3 separate regions of the Mus musculus genome follow, and regions 2 and 3 are each linked to region 1. Evidence: chromatin loops called from intact Hi-C (ENCODE). Cell type or tissue: left cerebral cortex. All regions are shown on one strand.

The links. A loop is a pair of places that touch in the nucleus more often than their neighbours do. Peaks named below come from ENCODE experiments on the same cell type or tissue, not always from the same donor. Only the 100,000 strongest peaks of a DNase experiment are listed, where the experiment ranks them.
Region 2: a loop joins it to region 1, with 2.6 times the contacts of the local background. A loop is called at or near these places in 9 of 42 quality-filtered maps.
Region 3: it touches region 1 in a loop (5-fold over the local background); 4 of 42 quality-filtered maps call a loop at or near these places.

The regions. Positions count from the first base shown.
Region 1 is chr16:28,924,002-28,932,001 of GRCm38, reverse strand. It overlaps Mb21d2 (Mab-21 domain containing 2), which reads left to right and starts at 2,304. Exons shown (of 2, transcript NM_177718.3): 1 at 2,304-2,549. The coding sequence starts at 2,339. In left cerebral cortex, CTCF peaks have their summits at 3,196, 3,420 and 6,021; DNase peaks (open chromatin) are centred at 3,094, 3,398, 3,914, 6,039 and 2 more places; H3K4me3 peaks cover 3,311 bases; H3K27ac peaks cover 2,152 bases.
Region 2 is chr16:29,557,220-29,565,219 of GRCm38, reverse strand. No RefSeq gene overlaps it. Among named protein-coding and RNA genes, the nearest start is that of Opa1, 18 kb to the left of the region's middle. In left cerebral cortex, a CTCF peak has its summit at 4,163 (motif pointing right); DNase peaks (open chromatin) are centred at 4,194 and 4,621; H3K4me3 peaks cover 434 bases.
Region 3 is chr16:29,213,299-29,221,298 of GRCm38, reverse strand. Plaat1 (phospholipase A and acyltransferase 1) reads right to left here. Exons shown (of 4, transcript NM_001357092.1): 2 at 3,549-3,687; 3 at 725-990. The coding sequence starts at 3,687. Among named protein-coding and RNA genes, the nearest start is that of Plaat1, 7.2 kb to the right of the region's middle. In left cerebral cortex, no CTCF peak of the experiment used is centred here; DNase peaks (open chromatin) are centred at 2,255, 2,993, 3,747 and 4,366; H3K27ac peaks cover 723 bases.

The sequences.
Region 1 (8,000 bases):
TTCCCATTCAGTAACATTCTCAATATAAATAGGTTCAGTGGAGGTCTATTATTCCTGGAATTCTAATCTGACTGACCAGCAAGAAGTGTCCACAATGATGATCTCATTCATTCTAAACCACCAAGTTCAGACCTAGTTCACATTTGAGAGTGATTTCTGCTAGAAACCCGATGACTTTCTATGATGCAACTATCTTAAGAAAAGGCAGCAAAAAGGAAGGAGCAACGTCTTACTGCCGGTTTTGGAAATTAAGAGAGGAAAGTGTTTTGACTATTTTATATAGACTCTGTCTGTGTCCCGAGTTTGCATGTATGTAGGGCTGGGGATCAGGCACAGAATATGATGCATGCCAGTTAACTCACAATGTGGGACTTGCAATAACAATGAGAAGGCAAGCTGGAGTCATAGGTGTCACATGCAAGCTTCTGTTAAGAGTGCAACAGGGTTGCTACTCAGCTGTGGGGGCAAAGGTTGTGCCTGGCCTGGAGTAGCTATCAGAGCAAGAAAGGATGAGGTTGGCCTTGGTTGGGCTTACAGAACAGAAAGAAGAGGCAGGGAAATTCCAGGGGAGGATCTTTACAAATCTGTGTTTTGTAAAGATCCTGTGGGAGGGGCTGGAGAGATGGCTTAGCAATTAAGAGCACCTGTTCTTGTAGTAGAGGCCCTGTGTTCAGCTCGCAGCATCCATAGGGCAGCTCACATTTGTCTGGAACGTTAGTTTCAGGAGAACTGATGCCCTGTTGTGACCTCTGCAGGCACCAGGCAACAATGCAGTGTATGTAAATGCAGGGACACACACACACACACACACACACACACTCACCCCAGGACCCTAAAGTTTGTATCAACAGTGGAAGCTGATACAGCTAATGGCTACTTAACATGCTACTTAACGTGTCATTCTTTATAATAAATGGTGTCCGTCCAGTCTTATCTCACCTAATTCTTAAAGCAGCCTATGAAGATGTAATGGTTATCCTATTCACATGGGTAAGTATGGCAGGGCCTGGATGTCCAGGTCTTACAAGGTAATGTGAGTTTTCAGTGATGAGAACTCAGGTAAGAAAATTAAAGGGGCCGATAGGACCACAGGCTGGGATAGAGGACAGTTCACCATTGTTCCTAGGGGTCCATAGGCCTCCTTAAGTGTGTGAATCACATGAACATTAAAACCACATCTGCCATTTGGTCTTGATAAACTAGACTTGGACTACAGCAGTCTTGTCTTGAAAACCCTAGTTCCAGTGGGGACATGGGTGAGGGTGAGGGCTAAGTCCCAGGACTCATCCCAGTCATTCCGGTCTGGCTAATAGCGAGTGCTCAAATTCTATTTGCCAAAAGGGAGACTCCCTCTCCCACTCCCATCTTCCTTGTACCCTGGGGCAATTCATTGTTTTCCTTCCCCCACATTCCGCATTTGGATTCCTATCTGTCTGAGAGCAGGTTGGCTCTCATTAAGGCACTATATGTTAAGTTGAATGAGCTGTTACCCAGGCAAACTAATTACCAAGGGCAAAGGTAAGGAGGATACTTGAGTGGTTAATTGGAAGTATCTATACGCGGCATGACTGGCACCCCTTCTTGATTCGCTGATTTTATCATTCTAGGCGACAAAGGACAGAAGGTACATTTTATATTTTTCCACCAAGCAAAGGTACTAAAGTTCTCGGGATGGACATTGGAAAGGCGCCCACAGACACGTTTTCGCCCGGGACACCGCCCTAAGATCAGAGTAGGAAGACTCCTTTCTCCTTGGATGCGCTTGGCAAGCCCTGCCCCTAAAGAGGGGCGGGGGTGGAGGTGGAGAAAGAAAGCGTCCACACCACGCGCGTCAGCCCGAGTACGGACTGGCAAGTGATCCGGGCGCGCGAACCTCTGCCATTTATTTATTTATTTTCTTCCCACCGGGTGCGCTGTCCCTTTAAATGGGAATGCTGCTGCTGCTGGCTCCGTAACACCGGAGCCGGCAGCTTGTTGATTTCAGCGCTGGTGAATTTCACATTGTTTCCACTTCACTTTCCTTGCCCCCGGGGAGGCTCGAGTCCACTCCCGGACGCCGCCACCGATCCCGGCAGGACTCGAGGAGGGCAGGGGCCCGCAGCGGCGCAGCGGGCGGGGGCGGGAGGACCGGGGGCCGGGGCCACACGCGCACCTCGCCGCAGTCGGGCTCCTCCCGCGAAGGAGCGCGGCCGCCCCGAGCGCAGCGCGGCGCGGGGCCCGTCCAGAAGCCAGCCCGCCCACGGGCCGGGCTGCCCAGCCGCGCCGGGAGGCCGGGGCGGGGTGGGGGGCGGGGGTGGGTGCCGCGGCCGCCGCGGAGCCGCCGCTCGGCGCGTTTTGCATGAAGATGGCGGCTCCCACCGCCAGCAAGGCAGCCTCCCTGGGCTGCAACAACAAGCCTGCCTTCCCGGAGCTGGATTTCAGGTCTGGAGCTCGGGTGGAGGAACTGAACAAACTCATCCAGGAATTCACCAGGCACGACCAGCGGGAATACGACGACCAGAGAGCGCTGGAGATCCACACTGCCAAGGATTTCATCTTTTCCATGCTGGGTAAGGAGAACGGGGAGGATGTGTGAGTATGCGTGTGTGCGCGGGTGTGATGGAGCGGGTGGAAGCTATGGTCCCCGCTCTGGCGTTTGCCCGGGGTGTCACCCCTGGTTCCGTGAGGTCCCCTTTCCTCTCCACCGCCAGCTCAGCTGCCCCCTCCGCTCCTGCCTGCTGCGCTCGGCGCGGGGTGCCCCTCTCCTTCCCGATCGCCCGCTCTTTTGTTGGTTCCTCGGCCGCGGGGCTGGCGGGCAGGTGAGGCGGCGGCGGGAGACGCCTCCCGGCTTGGGGAGTCCCCAAGCGGCTCCGGCCGGCTGACACCGGCTCTCCTGCAACCCCGGGCGGCCGTGGTGGAGGCCGACCCGTGCTGGAGCGACAAGTTGCTTCTGTCGTGGTTGCGGCGCGGCGCTGTCACGCCGAGCCCCGGGTGGCCAAACTTGTTGGGTGTTCCAGAGTAACCCGCGGAAGTAGTCCGGGCGCCCGGAGTTGCCTCCAACTTTGATTTGCAAATCGACTTCCCTTTGAAGGGGTCGGAAGCATTTCCGGTGCTTCTCCGGGTTGTTGCTGAGCTGGAATTCCTAATTCCTTGCTTGAACACGACCAAGCTCAGAGCTCTGGCCGCGGAGGAGCGCTGTCCCCCTCGTCTTTGTGTATTGTCCTACTGATGGCTAAGAGGTGCTCAAGTTTCCCACTCTGGGCAGCCCTGGGTTAGAAAAATTTCTCCCACCGTATCCCCCAGCTCTTCACCGACGGGTCTGGAAAGATGAAGAAAAATAATGGGTTCCGGGGATCCAACCCTATCCCTGGCGTCCTGCGGTGGGATTATTGCTTCTGAGTTGTAGAATGAGCATCCGCTGCTGGGAGCCTCGAGTGTGTAGCGCTGTCATGCAGCAGTGGTGGCCCCGTGGTTTACATTCAGCAGGGCTGGACTGGAGGAGCCTTGCTCTCCAAAGGTTTCCACAGTCAATTTTTCAGATAGTGGTAATTGTGATTGACAAAGGCCTTTTAACTACAGGACAGAGTCTTTGCATTCTCTTGGGATCTAACGAGATTGCACTGTTGTTTCTTCCTACCTTATTCCCTCCAGATACCTTTTCTTGCCTCTCTTAGCTCAAGTCGAAGTGATACCGATTGAATGTGGTCCACTGGTCCTCTGAAGAATTAAGCAAGTTGGATGGGCCGTGTTAAACGCGGGAGTATGTTTTCTTTCTCCTGCTCACTCCACACGTATATTCTAGGTATTCTAGGTGGGGAATGTGGTTGAAAGATCCATATTTGGATGTTTGACTGTTTAATTGAATTATTATTTTAATTCACGATGTGGTGGGAGTCAGCTTTCAGAAAGGAGTGTAAAAGCCCTTACAAAGCCCTCCATATCTTAGAACCAAACCAGTGATTGTCAGAAAGACGGGTGTTGGGGGTGGGGTTAGGCGCGCACACAGAAAGCTCAAGGCAGTTATTTAAGTTGCTTAACCATGGTCTTTCTCTTTGGCATAGCTAACCACTGCCTGCCATTATGGTATATTAGCCCCCCACCCCCACCCCCTTGTCTGTGTGTAGAGATAGTGGTGAGGAGAGTCATGGGAGGTGATGGGGAGAGTAAGTTTAAATGCCTGGCTCAATGGGGACTTGTGCACGGTCCCTTCATCCGATACAGTGAATTAGTCAGGTCTTAAGTCACATACAAAAGGTAAATTATTCCAGGGCACTTAATTTATGCGTGTGTTTAGTGTCACCAGTGGCACTGCCGACAGGTAAACAAGATTTGCTTCCCTCCCTTCTCAGTCCTTTGACCTTGGAAGGGTTGCTTTCCCTCCCCTGGGACTTTGGCATTTCCACCTGCCGGAGAGAGACTTCAAGAGTAGCATCTAAGCCCTTTGCCCCTCTGGGTACTACCGGGCAGATGGCGAAATGAGCTTGCCTGTGTGTGGTACTGCATTCATTTTCGAATCCCTTGGTTTCCTTTAATGAGGTGCTGGCTTTTCTAGGCCAGCGAAGGTTTAGCGACAGCCAGGGTCTCCATGTGGATTTACTTCTCTCTAAAGCAGATTCTCGCTTGGCTTGAGAAACAAAATCTCTTTTTTTTTTTTTTTTTGTACACTTTCACTTGCTGTGGTCTGGAGTCTTTCATGAATATGCAGATAGGGTGTCTTGATGACCCCACCCCCAAGCTTGTTAAGGTGGTGTCACTTGGGTGGCATCAGGCCCTCGGTTTAGGGAGCTGTTGGGGGTAGTCCTCTTGGCTTTGTTCTGTCTCTTGTCTGAACTGCACCTGAGGATTTTAAGCAGTTAAAAAAAACAAACAAAAAAAAAAAAAACCGTTATCCTCTCAGTCAGGATGAGATGGCAAAGGCGTTTGTCCAATCCTCTTTAATGGAAATGTGCATAATGCTTCTTCCAGGCACAGGCAGTTGGGGGCCAGGGTTGATGGTCAGAGGACCCTATCTGTGCTACAAGGTTGTTAGCTTGGAACGAGGCCCTTGTAGCTTCCCATCTTTTCATTTTATCTAGTCTTCTTTTTTGGGGGGGGGAGGCTCTGCAATGAGTGAAGGAAGCAGCCAGTGCACTCAGTAGCCCCCCCCCCCCCAGCAGTAGGATACCCACTAACCTGTGTAAGCAGGACCTGCACAGGCTAAGGCTGAGCCCATTGAGGGTCATGGAAGACTCTGGGTTCTGTTTGTGCTGTGATTCCAGTGCCTTTGGAGGCCAAGCATCACTTCAGTTTCTCTACACCTTGTTCTTTCAGGAGAACGATGGCTGTTATTATCTAGTTAATATCTGAGAGACCTCGGAGTGTGTCGAGAGGCTGGAAGTCCATAATGAACGCCGTTTATCAAAATTCATAGAAATCATCAGAGTTCATTCATGTTTTAATAATATTTGATATTTGCATACTCTCTCTGCTGGATCTTTTGTTACCTTCCTTCCCTAGTGAAGTCGGATGGAAGAGTCCGTGGTCTTTCTGTGGAGCACACGTGGAAGAGAGAGTGTGCAGGAGGTGAAAAAGGCAGGAAGAGATGTGTAGTCACCAACAGACCAGGGTTTGGTGCCGTGGCCTGGTCACGAGAGCAGCTGTCAGTTGCTGACCACTTTCTCAGGGCAGGAGCTCCATGGGGTCTTTCTGAGCAGGGGCTTCATTCCCACCCCATAGGCGAAGATGCTGAGAGGTAGTGGGATAAAGAGACCAAAACGAGTGGGTAATAAATCATAGTGACTCAGACACGCTCCTCTCCTACTTGAGTGCATTCATCGTAAAAAGCACGGGATTCGGGCAAGAGAGAGCTTTGTTTTGAGAAAGCACTTGTTTCAGGGTTTTTGCTTCTGTTTCGAGCTGAGAGTCTTCACGTAACGCAGGCAGCCTCTGCAGTGATTGCTGAAGCAAGCACTCGGAGCTCAAGTGTTTTATTCCATGGCAAGATCACCTATTTGAATTCTTGATTGGGAAAAAAAAAATCACAGTGACTGTCACACACACTAGTTCCAGCCCCACTCTGCCCCTTGCTGGCTGTGTGGTATTAGTTTTTAAAGAACATCTTTTATACATAGACAAGAATAATGCATCCTTTCAGCATGATATCTGGAATCTAACTGGAGAGGAAGAAAAATTTTATTATTTATTGAAGAAAGGTACTGTATTAGAGAACACAGTGAATTTCATCTGAAACGACTAGCACAGCTTCACTCCGGAAAGAAGTATGTAGTTCAGTTTGCAGTAGCCTGGAGGATATGGGCTGTGGCTGAAGGGAGCCTGGCTAATTCCAACATTCAGTTTGTGTATGTTAAGCTTATAGTGTGTGCTTGCTATGATGTTAGCTCCATTGCCTAAATCTGCCATCTCCTGTAATCTGACAATCTTAAGGATGTGTCCCATCCAACTATATAAAGCAGATGCCGTCCTGGAGATGGACCACTGAGAGGTGCCAAGAGGACAGGTTCTTCTCAGGATCACTTAGAGCTGAGTTTTGATCAGCGAGCCGCCTGTTGGCTGCTCCGTTAGACTCGGGTGTTTTCAGTGCAAGCGCCTGCATCCCTTTTGCTTCCCTCACTCTTTGCTCAGACACTGGAAGGACCTACATCCTGGGGAATATTGCTCTTACTGGCCTGCTATGCCTGCACAAGCGGGGGTGATTTCTCTTTGCCCTTTGGTTGCTGTCTGTTCCTTTCGGTACAGTTTTCTTTTTCCTCCCACCCAGCACGTCCTGTTAGCCTCTGCAGGAATCTGAGAGTAAAACAGGGAGCAGAAACTTTGAGAACTTCACATGGGTCTATTTTGACCCCATTCCTCTCTCAACCCCTGCATTGGATATTTACTCTAAGAACAGGTTTCCTGGCTGTCCCCAACCAACCCAATAAGCACCATGTGTCCCCTTCAGAGTTCTTCTGAGTTGAGTGCTCCTCACCCTTCAAAGTGCTTCTGAGTGCTCTGGGACCTACCGCATTTCCAGGCGATCTTTACACCTCCTGAGGAGGGAGGTCATTTGGAAGTGGTGACTTTCTGATCTGTGGATGCCAGTTCACGCAGCAGCATTTACTGTCGATGTCGCCATATCAGCCCCCTCTGCTTGGTTTAACGTTGTATCCACTAACGTGCTATTCCCTTATAAATTCTAAGATGGTTTCCGATTTGCTTTCTTTCTGGAAGCATCGTACGTTTAGGGCAGTAGGGCCCCTCTAAATTGTGTGTGTGTGTGCACATGTGCGCAAAGTTCAGTTGGTTCTCAGCAGCGAGTCCTCCATCCTCCCGAGGCGAGTTTTGGGAGCTGCTGTGGGTCCTGGGTCCTGTGGTTCTAGTGGCATCATTGGACACTGCACGGCTCCCGATTAGGCTAAGCCTCTTTTGTATTCTCACAGCCTATTAGAGTCCCTCTTGTCAAACTGAGAACTTGTCATTGAATGCTAAGCCCTTTCAATTCTCCTGGGGAACTTTAGAAAAACTCAGACTTTCTGGTCCCATTTCAGATGTATCGATTGAGAATCCCTAGAGATCTCCAAACTGGGCGTTCAGCACTTCTGTCTGTCTGCCTTAAAGCCTGAGGCTGTTCATTATCTGTCTACTAGACCTGTTCCCAAGCGCAGTGAGTGTCTTCCTGGCTATCTTTGGAGACTAGATCCGTGCTGAGGAGCCCAGTGAGTGGAAAACACCAGAAATTTGCCCAAGTTTACTACGACAAGTTGGCAACGTAGATCTAAAGTCAGGCCAGTGCACAGCCTCTGATTTCAGCAAAGGCCATATTCTCTTCCACTCGCCTGAGTTAGGGATCTAGCTTCCCCATCAGGGCTTCTAGAGACTTGCTGTGTGATTTTGGGCGAGGCATTTTTGGAAGTTGAGTCTCAGTTTCTATGTAAGAACACACCAAGGGGGTTTAATAACTGTGCCTACTTCCTGTGTTTGATTGTTTTGGGATCTGAAGTCTTTTGTGTAACCCAAGAGAAGGGCATCGTGTAGCTCTGTTTTGT
Region 2 (8,000 bases), 630 kb before region 1:
CTATTTAAATCAAGTCAGGGATTCTATAAAATCCTTAATTCATCTAGATAGAATTGTCTCATGAAAGTTCATCTTCAGTATGGTCTTCAGGAAACTTGCCCAACAGAATGGGCAGGAGTCACCCAGGACACCAGGCTATAGGCAGTGAGGGTCTCTCCAAGCCCAATCACACAGTGTCAGATATATGAAGAATTCATCAATGACAAACATGAGAAGGCATAGCAGCAGCAAGAAGCCATCCTGGGATGAAGTCCCGGGGCTGTGCCTTTCCAGGGTAGGACCATCACCACTGCACAAAATGATGCGCCGTCTCTAGGAAGCTCACTTGCCCACCGTAGCTCTTCCTGTGTAATGTTTGCCACCCTTCTATTCTATCAATCCTTTTCATCTTGTGGGATGCACATCAGACATCCTGCATATTAGATGTTTACGTTATGACTCATAACAGTAGCAACATTACTGTTATGAAGTAGCAATGAAATGATTTTATGGCTGAGGGTCATCACAACATGAGGAACTGTATCAAAGGGTGGCAGCATTGGGAAGGCTGAGAACCACTGTGCTTGATACTCATTATCTTGCACTCTCGAAGCCTTTCTTGCTCCCTCATGCTCTTGGTCATGAAGGTTTTGATGGTAGGAGGGGTCAGGATGAACAGTGGAGGGCCACCACCACCTCAAGAGTGTTGTGCCAGCTCCCAGTTCTGAAACCTAAGTATCTATGGTATTTGCATCTAGAAAAGGAAAAATGAGTATTTCTCCAGTGGCTCATCTACATGCTTATACGTGTAGGAGAGGGTATTGATCTTGTTGTTGTTGTTGTTTGCAGTGCTGAAGAACGAACCTGGAAGAGTGGATGTGCTAAGTAACAGCTTCCACCGCTGAGCTGTGCAGTCAAGTCCTTCCAGAAATTCTAAAATAAACAGGTCTTTATATGTGTATGTTCAACAAACTAGAACCCTTAGTTCTTGGATTTCTTCCACACCTGGCTCACATTTTATTTCTTTTTGGGAACGCTGAGATTTGGACAGAAAGAACAAAGGAATAAATACTGAATGGATCTAGTATCACGGGTATAATTTTAGGTCTATATTTCTATATTATTATACTACTGTGAAATTATAATATTTACTAATAGATCTCATTATGTGATGATTTAATATATGTGGGTGCCACCTGGCATATGGTATAGACCTCATGACTGTAATAATTGAAACAGATGGGATATGCTGTTATAGCCAAGAAACCCTTCTCAGATCTTAGGGTCTTAATCCTAAGACAAGGGTATTTCCTCATTATTCTGATACACGATGGGAATCTTAAAAAGGCAGGAGACAGGGACACCATTGCTCCTAGCTACATATACCCTCTGAAACGCATGGCTTCCAAGAATACTTTTGTAATCATAGAGGACTGGCTGGTATGCTTTTTAAGAGGTAAGATAGAAATAACCTATTTAACGTATGTCTCATTTCTACTAATCAGTCTTATACAGCTACTGTAACTACAAGTAAGACTGATCACGTTAAAAAAAAAGATATTTGGTGAGACTGCTTGCCCCAATCTCTCTAAGCACCAGCTATACTAAGGATAAAAGAATTGCTACAATTCCCTAAAAAATAAGTCATTCCTTTTGGATGTATATCCCCATCAGAATTTCTGTTAGCCTTATCATGTTCATCAGTTCTTAACCGATGTTGACCTGTTCCTAAAACATCTTGAACTCTGCTTTTATGTCACTTTCTTTACTAGCCTGATTGTCCAGAAAAGCAAAGTCACTCAGACATAATATAAAAGTATCAAGATTAATGAGAGAGGGTGTATTAGGGTAACTGCCTCACTAGACTCTGGAAGAGGAGGAATCACAATGAGCCACTTGAGCTGGAGACCCCAGGGAGCCAGGGGTGCTGTTAAGGTTACGTATCAAACCACTAGAACAGGAGAGGACAATGTTGTTAATGCTGCTGCCTGAAAACCTGGAAAACGGGGCTGGTGCAGAGCTCCAAGTTCTGTTGTCTTAAGGCAGGAGGAAGATGGGAGGTTGGTTAAAGGGGAGAGAAGGAGTGAGGGAAGGAGGGAGAGGGGAAGGGGGAGGGGGAGAGGGAGGGGAAGGGGAAGGGGGAGAGGGAGGGGGAGAGGGTTCAGTAGAAGAAAATTTGCCTTTCTTCTCTCTCTTTGCTTTATTCCAGACCCTCAGGTGGTCATCTACATTTGATGAGGGGCTGCTGATACTATTACCAATTGTGAAAACACTCACCCACAATTCAGAAATGTTTACTAGTTATTGAGGCGCTTTCTCTCTCTCTCTCTCTCTCTCTCTCTCTCTCTCTCTCTCTCTCTCTCTCCCCTCTTCCCCCCTCTCTCCATTTCTCTGATTTTTCTTTATTTCAAAAGACATATTTATTTTTAGTTTTGTGTACGTATGTGTGTCTGGGTGGGTGTGCACATAAGTGTAGATGCTGGCAGAGGTCACGAGAGGGCATCAGATTCACCCACAGGTAGAGTTACAGGTGATTGTGAGCCATAGGCCATGGGTACTGGGAACTGGACTCTGGTCCTTTGGAAGAGCAGGAAGTGCTCTCAGCTCTTAAGCCATCTCTACAGCCCCTGAAGTTAATTCTTTTAGAATATGGGACCTGTTGTTCCTGGTCTCTACTGTGCTAACTTTGGTATGGATCTCAGACCTTTAAACATTTTCCACTTAATTTTAGAAAACCTAAAAGTGACAGAAAATCCTAGAGTGTATTTTTTCTTTAAAAAATAATTGTTGATGTGTGTGCACATGTATCATGTGAGCATGGGTGTGTGTGCATGCCCATGTGTATGTACATGCATGTGCATGCACAGCCCAGTAAGTGTGTGGGTGTAGAGCAACCCTGATCTCAGGTCAGTAGGATTTGAGACAAGCACATTTGCCCACTGAGCCGTTTCACTGTCCCGTTTCTTTATAGAGCTGTTATGTCTTCCTTTGGGCCCTCTGATGTAAAAGTCTCAAATGAAGCCTTTTAAATTATATCCTCTAGCACGACTGACGAGGGAGGGACAGTCCTGTATGCTATATCTGTGACCATAAAAGAGTGAATGTGTGGTATGTGGCAGCGACCATGCTCTCTCACAGCTGCTTTTAGTGATGTAACTCATCAGGATGCTTCCCTTCCAGATGATGGCTGAGAAGATAACTAAACAACAGCGCCTGGTACTGCAACAGCAACAGAGCTTCACTGTTTTCTGGGATTTTGTTGGTTTGTCCCTTTTTTCTTTTTAAACTTTTTACTGGTGTGTCGTCCTCAATGTTGTTCAAATTACTGAAGAACCTAGGAAGGTTGTTTCTGCTATTGATGGATAGTATGCTGCTATGGCTGGTCTTTTAAAAAAGATTTTATTTATTTTATGTACATGAGTACACTGTCTCTGTCTTCAGACACAGCAGAAGAAGGCCTCAGATTCTGTTATAGACAGTTGTAAGCCAACATGTGGATGCTGGGAATTGAACTCAGGATGCCTGGAAGAGCAGTCCGTGCTCTTAACCCCTGAGCCATCTCTCCAGCCTGGATGGTCTTTTATATAAATGTATACATATGCATACTACTTGAAGTTTTGGAAACTGTAGTTGTGCTGTCAACTCTGGAAAAAAGTATCCCTGTTTCAGGTCTTGAGCTAATATTGTACAGAAAGTAGCATCTACATAAGTCTAAACATTAAATGTAGTCTCCTCCCATTTTCACAAGATTGACCCTTTAAATATATAAGGTCATATCTATGTGGGTATGCATACAGAAACCAATAAAGTTTTCTGTAAATCATGAAGGAGAAGAAAACACAAATGTCATAGGACACACCTTTTCTGTTCCCATATTTTATGGAAATTTCAAGAGGTAGAAATTTTTTTTAAAAGACAGATACACAATCAACGTCAAGTTTGCTGACATTGTCAAATTGTTCTGTGGAGCCAGGGTACCTCACTGCCAAAATCCCTTTTGTGCATAGACGTGTGCCTAGTCTGGCTTCTTTAGAAACCACTCATGAAAATAAGGTTCCTGCATAGAACAAACTGCAGTGTGGTCCCAGCAGACCACAGGTTCCGAGTATATATTGAAAAAAAAAATTTTTTTTTTAAAGGAAGTCTATGGGAAGTTTAGTCACAAAATGTAGATGGAGCATTATGCCACTAGGGGGCGAAGTTATCTCAGTAAACCGTTGGCTAAAAAACCCGAGTCTTTAAGGCAAATCTAAACCTATGTGCTCACATTGGCACCAGTCTGGTTGTTTTAACGAGTTATACTGTAGTTACTGTAACGGTGCATCCTATCCATGAGGCATTTAGCTAAACTTGTTGTTTAATAATTAATAAGAATAGTTTTAGTCTTTCTAAAAAGAAGTGATAAAGATAGTTCAGAGTGTTCCTGTGGACTCCCAGTCTGTCCTGTTGCTATCTTATAGCACGGTCAGCACCAGTAACGAGCCAGTCCTGATAAGGTAATACTAACTAAACGCCTCTATCTGTTTGGCCTTTGAAAGCGAATGCCCGTCCAGCTGACCGCAGCACACTGCCTTGCTGTGCTTTTCCTTTGGCCCCAGGCAAACTGTAACATTTTCTCAGCTCCTCTGTGTTCCTGCCGATCTTGGTGACTTCGATTGGATACTTCACACACTAGCGTTCGGTTTGCATTTGCCTGACTTGCACAGCATTCTGGGATTTGGAGCACAGATCATCAAAGAACAAAGGGCTATTCTTTCTGACTTATCTGCATGACATAACAGTTTTGACTTCTAACCTTGATCGCTTCGCTGAGAAACTCTTGGCAGGCTTCTCCACCGACCTATATTTTATACTGTTTGGGAGAGAGTCACTATGTACAGATCACAGGAAGAAATAGAGTTGTGCTGTCCTTGAAGGGGCACCACCTGGCTTATCTGGAGCTCCTCTGGATGGATTTATCCACTCTCGTCACCTGTTTATGTGCAGTATTATTGACATCAGCATGGACTTATGGGCATATTTTATGCTTTGCTTTTTCAGCTGTGTCTGGCAAAGTTTCGTTCATTTTTAGTGCTAAGAGCTACCACAGCAGAGAGTTCCTACATGGCTGCCACTGTGCTAAGCAGTCTGTATATCATATATAACATCTCATTTCATTCATCAACTATTCCGAGGGGAGACATATCCTTTTGTGTAACCTTCCTAGTGCCGAAACCCTTTAACAAAGTTCCTCATGTTGGGGTGACTCTCAAAATCAATTTTTTTCCTTGCTACTACACAACTGCTTTTGCTACAGTTATGAAGCATAATGTAAATATCTGATATGCAGAATACACGCTATGCGATCCTTGAAGAAAGGTCATTTGATCCCCAGAGGGGTCGTGACCCACAGGTTGAGAACCCCTGCTGTAGTTCCAAGGAAAAAGCTTGCAGCTGATAGAGGTGAGCTGATTCCTTGGGCCATGCTGGTGCTAACTAACCAGGATACAAGCACTATCTAGCTTAAGTTCAAAGCCTGCACATCTCATGGTCTTTGTTAGAGACCAGGACGTGCAGCCAGTGTGAGTGGGGTTGGGGTGGAGGATGGTAAGATTTGCATAGCTGAAGACTGGTTGCTTGAGGCCTGGAACCCAACCCTTTCTCCTTGCACTTTCTTCACTAACAACTTATTAACTTACTATTTCCGTTTGTCAGATATAAACGGTTCCAAGATCAATAGAAATTGTATTGATATCTTGATAATGAGTTGATATATGATAAGAATTATGCTCCATACTCCATAAAGCATTGAAGTAATTTTGAGGGTGCATGTAATATGTGTTTATGTGTGTGTGTATAGGTGTGTGTTGTGTGTATATATGTGTGTGTAGTATGTGTGTATGTATGTGTGTTGTGTGTATGTGTGTGGTATACATGTATATATGTATATGTATGTGTGCTGTATTGTGTGGTGTATATGTGCATGTCATATAAGTATGTGGCATGTGTACATGTCTATATGTATATGAGTGTGTATATGTATATATGGTGTGTGTGTATATATGTGTGTGGTATGCGTATATGTGTTTGTAGGCATATGTGTGCCATAGCATGTATGTGGACATTGGAAGACAGCCTTTCAGGAGTTGGTTCTCCCCTTCTACCTTGTATCTGATCCAGGGTCTGTCTTATTTCTGACACTGCACTCTATTCTCCAGCCCAGCTGATCTGCACACTTCCTGCTGACCATCATGCTGGCATATGGAGATTACAGATGTACACTGTCACATTGGTCTTTTGCCTGAGATCTGGGATTCTAAATCAGGTCTCCAAGCTTGTGCAGCATGCACTTCTACCCAGGGGACCATGTACACCATATACACATATACACACACACCACAAACATATACATATACACATGTACACATGCCACACACATATACACACAACACACATGCATATATATATATATATATATATGCCACATACATATAACACACACACACACACACATATATCACATATACTCTCCCTCCACAAAGCAGTTTTTAATGTATTTTTCTAAATAAACTTATTATTATAGAACAATTTAAAGGTTAAGAAGAAATGTGAAGACAGTCTCTTACATTCATGCCATATATTTATCACAGTTGATTAAGATGATGTTGACATCTGGTTTTAAGTGAAGTCTGTGGTTTACTCAGATCTCATGAGGAGACCATGTTGCATTAAATTGTCATACATCCTTCGCCTGTTCCCAGCTCTGACATTTCTCAAACTTTCCTTGCTTTTGATGGCTTTGGCAGTTTGGAGGCTGATCTGGTCTCTTCCAGGGGACCTGAGCTGGGTTTCCAGCATCCAGATCAGGTAGCTCATAACTGCCTGGATCTGCAGATCCAGGGGACTTGACAGTCTCTTCTGGCTTCTAGGGACACCAGCCCACACATGTCATACAGACAAACACACATATGTGTAAAAAAAACTTTTAAAACACATTCTGTGTCATGATCCTTTCCTGCTCAGCTGGGAATGGTGGGCAATGGAGGCTAGACTCAAAAGCATTACGGCCCTTTTTTCTCGCTGCTTCTGGGGCGGGGAGACTTGATCACATGATCTCAATTGGAGAAAGGATTCATTTCGGCTCACAGTTTTGGAGACTACACCCTGGGGTGGGCTGGTCCCATTGCTGTGGGCTGTGATGATGCATAGCCTTGTGGTGGAAGGAGGAGAAGGTTGCTTATGCTATTGCAGCCAGAAAAAGAGGGAAAAGGAGAGGATACAGGGCAAGCAGGAACAAGACACACCCTTCAAAAGCATTGCTCCAGTGGCTCCCACTCTCCCACCTGGCTTCACCACCCCTAATAGCCCGTTTGGCTACGAACACATGAGCTAATCAACTCTCAGTTATGGCCTCCAACTGGACACTAAGGCTCCAACATACGTGCTTGTGGGGGACATTTCCTATCCAAACCATAATATTCTCATTTTCTGTAATGTACACACTTGAAGATGGGAGTGGTATGTAACCCTCCTTCAGGGTCAGCATTGCCCATATTATTTGGATTCTTCATTAGAAATTTATCTCTTCTCTATCATATGTTCACTTGCTGTATACTTTATCCCTAGGAGTGAGAACAAAGAACATCTATTTTCAACTTTGAATTACCATCCAGTATGACTCCATATATATATATAAACATATATGTGAACATATATATGTGTGTGTATATATGTGTGTGTATATATATATATATAAGTGTGTGTGTATATATATATGTATATATATATGTGTTCATGGCTCACAGTGCTCCAGCTTTGGCCTCCTGAAGCTCTTTCAGTTACTCCTGCACCCAGCTAGCACACAGCACTAAGGTTTTGGTACTTCACTGTGTGTATGAGGCTCCAGGTTCCTCTTTTACCTTTGCTTTTCTATCCCTAGAGACAACCATGTTCCTCAGTCTCCCTTATGGGAGAAAGGTGTGAGAAACACCTAGATGCTAAGTTCGGAAGTACACTTATGGGGCACATTGTGTACATTTTTA
Region 3 (8,000 bases), 290 kb before region 1:
ACAGAGCCTCTCCTTCTAACAAGTTTTTTCTCTTACATTGCCTTAATAATCTTTGGGTTAAGTCCATAGAGATGGAGCCACCCGGGCCTGAAGACAGGCAAGGTAAAGGCAAGTCAGGTAAATATTCACTTTATTGGGAATCCACTATAACACTACAAAATAGTACTGGAGATCTACAAGATTGCACTATCACAAGAATCAGATACACCGAAGTCAGCCCACACATGAAAAGTCATTTAGAAGCCCAGTGAATTAAATATCACAACATTTCATTAAAAAGTCACATTGTAAAGAAATAGGAAACATTTACCAACCCTTCAAGGCATGCCATTGGTTGGCCGCTATTCCCTACTGGGAAAGAATCTACTAATTAACCCATTTGTCTTCCTTTTTTGCTCCATTATTTTCTGCACATGGCGTGGTTGTTTTGAGGTTGCTGAATGGGGGAGTAATGAAAACTGTGACTAGTGGGGTCAGTAAGACTGACAGGAAGCTATGGATTTGATGCTACCACACGTCCCCTTCCAGCCCAGATTTCAAGACGTCCAAGTCTTAGTCTGTTTGATCTCTAACTTACTATATTTTTAATAGCCTCCTTCTCTGCCCTTTGGTGTTTCCAACTTTTCTTGTTCTTTGCATTTTGGTTGAAGTGTAGGACCTTTATCATGACAGATAGGATTTTCTCAGTGTGAGAAACTTATTGAACCTTTAAAAGAAAACTCACCTGCTCTGACACTCCTTCTCCATAGCGCAGCAAGGTTACAAAATGCTCACAGTTGTTGACCAGCAAGTCATAGGCTACTTCCTGCCCAATAGCGAACTCTGACCGTTGTATCACCTCCTCCACAGGAAGAGGAGGGTATGTTGTGTCGTACTTGTTATTTATTCTGTATGTGTCATTTCCCACAACATCCTTCAAAAGCTGCATTTTCACCAAGGCCTTTGTGCTGAACACGGACTTAGCACTTGTAAATGATGAGCGAATGCCATCTGTAATGAGAACGTTGGTTGGTGGGGCTTAGCGATCTGGTCCACAGAGTACCAATGCCATCTAGGAATGAATGCTAGAGATGCTGGGGGAACTTCAATTACTCTCTTCTCCTTAGGCAGTAAACTAAAAGTGCTTGATCTCAACCACACACTGTGTTCTCAATTACATATGAGAAAAAATACAAGTTGCATGGAATTCTCTGCCTGTTCTTGGGAAGTAAGGCCTTTAATGATTGGTATTATGAGAGATTTTTTTTTGCATACATTTCTAACAAAGTAGGATTAAGATTATTGACCAATTATTCTATTGTGCCTGTTCCTTCTTAGCATCTGAACTCTTCCAAATGGATATCTTAGGGGTTAGGAGTGCTGTGTTCTGATTCTACCACCTCTCTGTACTTCTTCCTTCTTCATACACTTGCTCTTCCCTGGGCTTTAACGGAAGCCCACATTTCCTGCTGGAAGATCCTGTCTTCTTTCTGTCATTTCCTCTGGCCAGCAAACTAATGTCACAAACCTGAAGCTAACTTCAGTAGGCAGAACACAGATAGTGCCCCATTCTATGTTTTCCCTGCCTGAAGAATCCTTCAGTCTCTTCGCCTGAGATACCTCTACTGATAATCACAGCCTAGATGGCCAGGACCCTTTGTATCTGGGCCCATGATGCCAGTACCATGACTCCTTGTGGCTTGGCATATTCTGGGACCTGCTCTCTCTCCACATGTGCCTACCTTCTATGCATATCATATTCCTGTAACTCCTAGGAGGAAGGAACTCTACATAAACTGCCATGTAAGTTTCTCTTTCAGTTTTGACTTAAATCAAAATCGTTTTCCATTCCTCTTCTATCTCAGTCTCTTCAACAGAGCAGCAACATTCATCAGTTTATATTATAGACACTGGAAGTACACAGGAACAGATGTTGTATACATTGATATATGTCACACTTCTTTTAAGTGAAGTTTTATGTCACATATTGCACTTTAGACATTTTAAAATATTACATTAAGACCATCTCCCAAATAGTTAAACATGTCTAAAAGTGTGCTTTTAAAATTGCTATTATAGTTGCTTTATCTTATTATAGTTCCACCATTGCCTATTTCTTCCTCAAACTGCCTGCCAGAGCCAATCACTGTATTACATCTTATTCTTCAGAAATGGAGTTGTGGCTCACAACGGGCCAATTTAGAGTCATTCTCCATGATTTCTAAACTCCAACACAGAGAGAGCAGATTAGCTCTTTCCTGTTGAGTCACTGAACTGTAAGAATGGTGCCTCAGCTTGTGAGCTGTCTCTGTTTCTTTCCACAGTCAAAGAATGACAGCAACAGGCAGGAGAAGGAAGACACATGTGAGTCTGAAGGTCCTGATGTGATGACATTCCTAACCCTGAGGCTGTCCAAGGCCAGCTCAAGCCTTTCTGATGTAAGTCATGGACCTGTCTTTTTGATTGTTTGCTTAAGCTAGTGTTAGCTTTATTTCTGTGATATACAACTCAAGGATTCTAACAGACACAGATACCTCATACCTACTTGCTAAGTCATAAAGTGCTTAACCAGCCCCCTGTTGAAAATTAAGCCATTGTCTCGTTTTCTTAAATTTCATTAGACATGAAATTTGTCTACATTTTTAAATGTTTCCCCAGACTCCTGGAAGTAAAATTAGATGCAGAGTATAAGAAATCTTTGAAAACACTTAACACATACTGTGAAAGTGGTTTTGTGAATGGCATTATCAGTTTCTATTTCCACCAACCATATCCTTGTACCCAGTTCCCCTGTCTCTGCCCACACTGCACACTATCATTCTATCCTTTGCTAAAGAGATGGGTGAGAGATCAGTCCGTGTCTCAATCTATAACGGTGGATATAAAGTTGAAATATCTGTTCTCTTCTTTTGTCAACTGTTTTTAGCTTCCCACTTCGAGGCTTGTGTTCTTAGCTTTTGCTGCCTCTCCTCTGAGGCACGAGTTTCCCAGGGACAATGGAACTAGTTTTCTCTCATCTTCTGATGCTGCTTCCTTGCAGAACTCTCCTAACTGTAACACACCCCTCAACCCCTTTGCCCACTCCTTTCTTCCTAGATCCAGGGCTTCACCAGCCACCTTCCTCAGTTGGATTTTCTACATCCTTCCTAGCACGTCTAATAATTTGTTCTTCTTTTCTCCCACTGTCTGTGAAAGTATAAGTACCATTGTGTAGATATCTATATAGCTGGGCAGCCGCAACACCCAGAGAGGCATTCATCACATACTACACAACCTACGAGTAGCTGCTGAATTAAGTAAAATCACCCACATGTGTGAGACATAAGGACACAGAGTCTAGTCATGTTTGGGGCCAATGCCTCCCTCAAGTCATCATTAGGAATTTTTTAGAGATTTTAATTTTAATGTCTGTGGAATCTTTTAAATGACGCTTTGGTCTTTGAATATCATTTTCTAAATTAGTAGGATTTAGTTTCTGTATTTTATCTACTTTATGATCTTATCTGTGATTGCTACTAAATACAAAACAAGTTAAAATCTCCCAGGGGGCCCCTGGAAACAAATCTTACCTATAGGTGCAATGTTGATCACGTAGCCATCACCCAAGTACAGTGCCCAGTGCTGATAGCAAGGACGGAACACTTCAATCAAGTCTCCTGGGTGTGGGTTGTGAGGATAGGTCAGACTGAAGCAATCATTTACCGCCATCTGTAAGGACAGGCATAAAGATGAGCTTGCTGTTCCAATTCACAGGATGAGAAGCTGAGCAAGGGTTGGTTCCACATTATCAGAGGGACAAAGAAATTACCGAGATGACCTCTGGTAACAACTCAGACTCACAGTGCTCTCTCTCTCTCTGTGTGTGTGTGTGTGTATGTATGTGTGTGTGTGTGTTAGCAGTAAGGGTAGGAGGGGAAGCTCCTGCAAATTTCTTTACAATGGTGCTTACAAAGCCTGTTCTTTAAATCTAGAATTTGTTTGTAGAACTTCCTTCTGTACAAATTTTCAGTAATAATTAAGTTTCAAAATATTCCTTGTTTAGAACAGGGAGGAGAAATACAGGGAAAGCAAATGTATGATTATCTTACTATGCAAATGTTCTAAAACAAAATAACAAAAAGTATCAGCCCACACTTGCTTCCATAGTGGGAAGTAGTCAGGGATCCAGAGTCTAAGATCAGAATTCTTTGAGACTGTGTGATGTGCAGTACAACCAAGAAACATAAGTGTGGGTGGATGCTGAACACTGTGAACAGTAAAACATGTAAAAAATATCTTGTACCATAAAACTCACTCTGCCACTTTATTTTAAGGAAAGACAGGCTACAAGCCAGATGGATATCAAGCCAGACATTCAGGTGCAATGCGGGCTCTGGAACATTTCTTCCAAGTTCAGAATGCGCTCTGTACTGCAGCATGTTTAAGACTCTGGCTTCCACCTGCTACATCTCTGATGTCTTTTGTCCCCGTAACCATGACAACCAGCCCCACCCCATCCCTTACTGTGATTCCAGAAACAGTGAAGCAGACAAGGTGCAAGATGGGGAAGCTCACTGCATTGGTGAATGTGACCTGGAATTTCCAAGGTGGCAACATTTTTCTCCTTCTCAATCAACACCCTTTAGAAAGCACATATGCTTCTGACAGCTGGTCTTGCAGAGGTTGCACTTTCTGTGTAGTCACAGAAATAGAGTAAGTCAGCAAGAGGGAGTCACATGCATCTCCTCAATCAGAGGAAGAATAAGGACTGTACACATGCTGAGTCTCTAGTTGACAATGATGTTCCTTACCATCGTGCTGTCTTGCAACTCTATAGACTCCCCATCATTGAAATACAAATGCTAGAAACTTCCGACTCACTCACATAATAGCATAGGCTAAAGACATGGGGATACAGTTTTCCTTACTTTCTTGGTACTATAGAAGTCTTTCTTAAAAACCAAGTATTAATACTGGAAGGGTGTTTCCCTGAATATTTGCATGCTGTCTGTCAAAAATCTTCATTCATCACACTGTCACAGAAACGCAGCCAAATGTAAGCTGTCCATCTGTTGAAAAATAACTACAAACCAATTATATAAACACATTAAGTCTACCCATCTTCCTAAATATGTTAGAGTCTTCCTTTATATGGATGTTCACATTTTGTTCACTAACAGAAAACCAAGCAACAACAGTTAAGACAGGCATAATAATGTAGGTTGAGTTGTTTATCTCAGAAAGCTATTGAAAGCATTTCTTGTAAATTACAAGCTGTTATGAATATCTTGAAAAATAATCTCTGAATACCTTGAAAAAAACTATTCAAGTGGATAATAAGATAGTATTGTTTTCTATAAATCTTTAGATTGGACCATGTTGTATGTGTGATTTGGTCCCTGCTGTGCCTTTGAGACAAGATGTATGACTTTATGGAATGGGTGGTCTCACTGTAAAGATTCAATAAGTAACACACTTCAGTCTCTGGCATGTAGTCTGAAACATGACCCACAAAGTGTAGGTGAATTAGCCACATAAAGCCTAGTATGGTTTATTTTAACAAATGGTAGGATGATAAGCATGCCTGGACAATAACTCCCAGAGCCTAAGCGAGACCTCCATGTTAACATGTAAGGGGAAGTGTGGCTTCTCACGCTGACCTTTTATGTATCCTAGCAAATTGCTCCAAAAGGGCTAACCCTTTCCTAACTGTGGCTTCTGGAATCCCAGAGCATCTAGAAGTATAGCTTAAATAACAGCCATCAAGTCCTAGTGCAAAGCCCTTGTTTCTTAGGATAAAGAAAAGTGAGCTCCAAAAATAATTTCAGCAAATAAGAGTCATATGTCATCTCACAACAGATTTTCAGCAATTGGAGCTAGAGTAATTTAGTATCTCCAGTGGGAAAATATCCAAATATCACTAGTAGACATGAGAGGGAGGGAGAGAGAGAGAGACAGACAGACAGACAGAGACAGAGACAGACAGACAGAGATACACACATACATACACACACATACATACACAATGCCTTCACACATATACATACATACACACAAAGAAACACACACATACATGTACACACACAAACACACATGAATATGGGTAAAATAGGGAAAAAAGCCTTAGTATTGAGTTGGCAGAGTACTTATATTTACTCTCAAAAATATGACTTTATTCCTAATAGTTTCAAATAATTCAGCCGACCTTCAGTGGGAGAATGGCAACAAGTACCAGCACTCTCTCAATGTTCAAGATAGCTGAATAGATGTGCTCAACACACACAAGGAGGGTGCAATAGCTCGGTGGTGAAGAGCACTTAATGCTCTTGCAAAGGACCTGGGTTTGGTTCTCTGAACATACATCAGGCAGCTCTCTGGAAGTCCAGTTCCAGAGCATCTTTGCCTCTTTGGTCTCTACAGGCACACAAACTCACATGGGTACATGCACAGAGGCACACTTTTTTTAACAAGTAAATTAGTAACTCTTTCTAAAAGTAAGAGTTTTTTTTTTTATTTTAAAAAACTAAGGGGGCTGCACAGAGTTGCATCAGCGGTTAAGAGTCCTCTTCCAGAGGACCAGGGTTCAATTCCCAGTACCCCATGGCAGTTACAACTGTCTGGAACTCCAGTACCAAGGGGCCCAACACCATCACAAAGACAAAATACAAATGAGCATAAAATAAATCTTTAAAAATAAATAGAATAAAAGGAAGTGCCCGGTATTCACTTCTCTTCTACAAAGAACAAGCAGAGTGATCTGCGCAGAGCTGTGTTAGAGGCCGACGGAGAAGAGAAAGCACTGGCGATCCTCCCAACAGAGACCGTAGCCCAGTAAAATTCAGAGACCTGGGACCATAGCTAGAGAAGCAAAATACCCCAGCATCTGCCACCCCAGCTCTACAATAGAAAGGAACCAGTCTTCCTTTAGGAGGAGTGAGCCGAAAGGGAGAGTTCCAGCAAGCATCATCCATGTGGATGGTGACAATCCTAGCTACTGGATAGTCAGCTCACAGCCCATTTAGATTAGTAACCTAAACTCTGCATAGTAGAGTAGAATTATGCAAAGTCTGGCTTTAGAAAAGGGTTCCTTCCCAGGGAAGGTTCAGGGTATGGTGACAAGCACCCATCTTGAGATCAAAAATCCCTGCATACCCAATCTCTTGTATTACACAAACACACCCTAGCATCAGCTCGGCAGACAGCTGACTTTTGAACCAACCAAGGCACAACAGGGTAACTGTGCCTAATATGCAGGATGTCCTGCTCTGTAAGGGTTTGGTGCTAGGAGATTGGAAGTATTGCCTCTGAATACCAGGAGACCAACACACTTGCTCCATGAGACCCAGAATATAGTTAACCACATGTGGACTAGGGCCAGTGTCAGGACTGACACATGGTTCCCACAGGCCTTTCCCCAAGACCTGTATTCAGGAGCCTGTTATGAATAAGGTATGGAGCAGGCCTCCATAATTATCAGACATACAGGGGGCTTTCTAGGAGGGCTCTGGGTAACTCCATGAGGCCAGCTCCTACCTCAGCTATACACAGTCAAACAGAACCTGCTGAGAGAAGTGTACTCATCTCTGACCCCGGACCCACTCGCTGGCAGGAACAGTCATTGAAGCAGTAAAGAGAAAAACTGGAATTCTTACTGCTGTCTGGCTGCCGCACGGTCCATTCTGAATTTAATGTCACTAGGACTGGGCAAAATTACCCCCATAGGAGTGCAGTGGGTCCCACTACAAGAGTCCTGGCCACCATAAATGGTACAGTAGGCCCCAGTCCTAGCCACCACAAGTAGAGGTCCTTGCCAGTAACAGAATAGTTGGATGGAAACATGGAACGGATAGGAGTAACCCTACACTGAGGACCCCATGCCCTCTGCTGTAAAACACCACACCCATCTGAACTGCCAGAGTATCTCCACTCTCACAGCACATGGAGAGTACGGGTCTGAGACTCTGCCAAACATATGAACAATAGCCATGGAAGTTATAGGAAAACTATACTGCAGAACTCACCTGGAATCAAAGTCACTATCA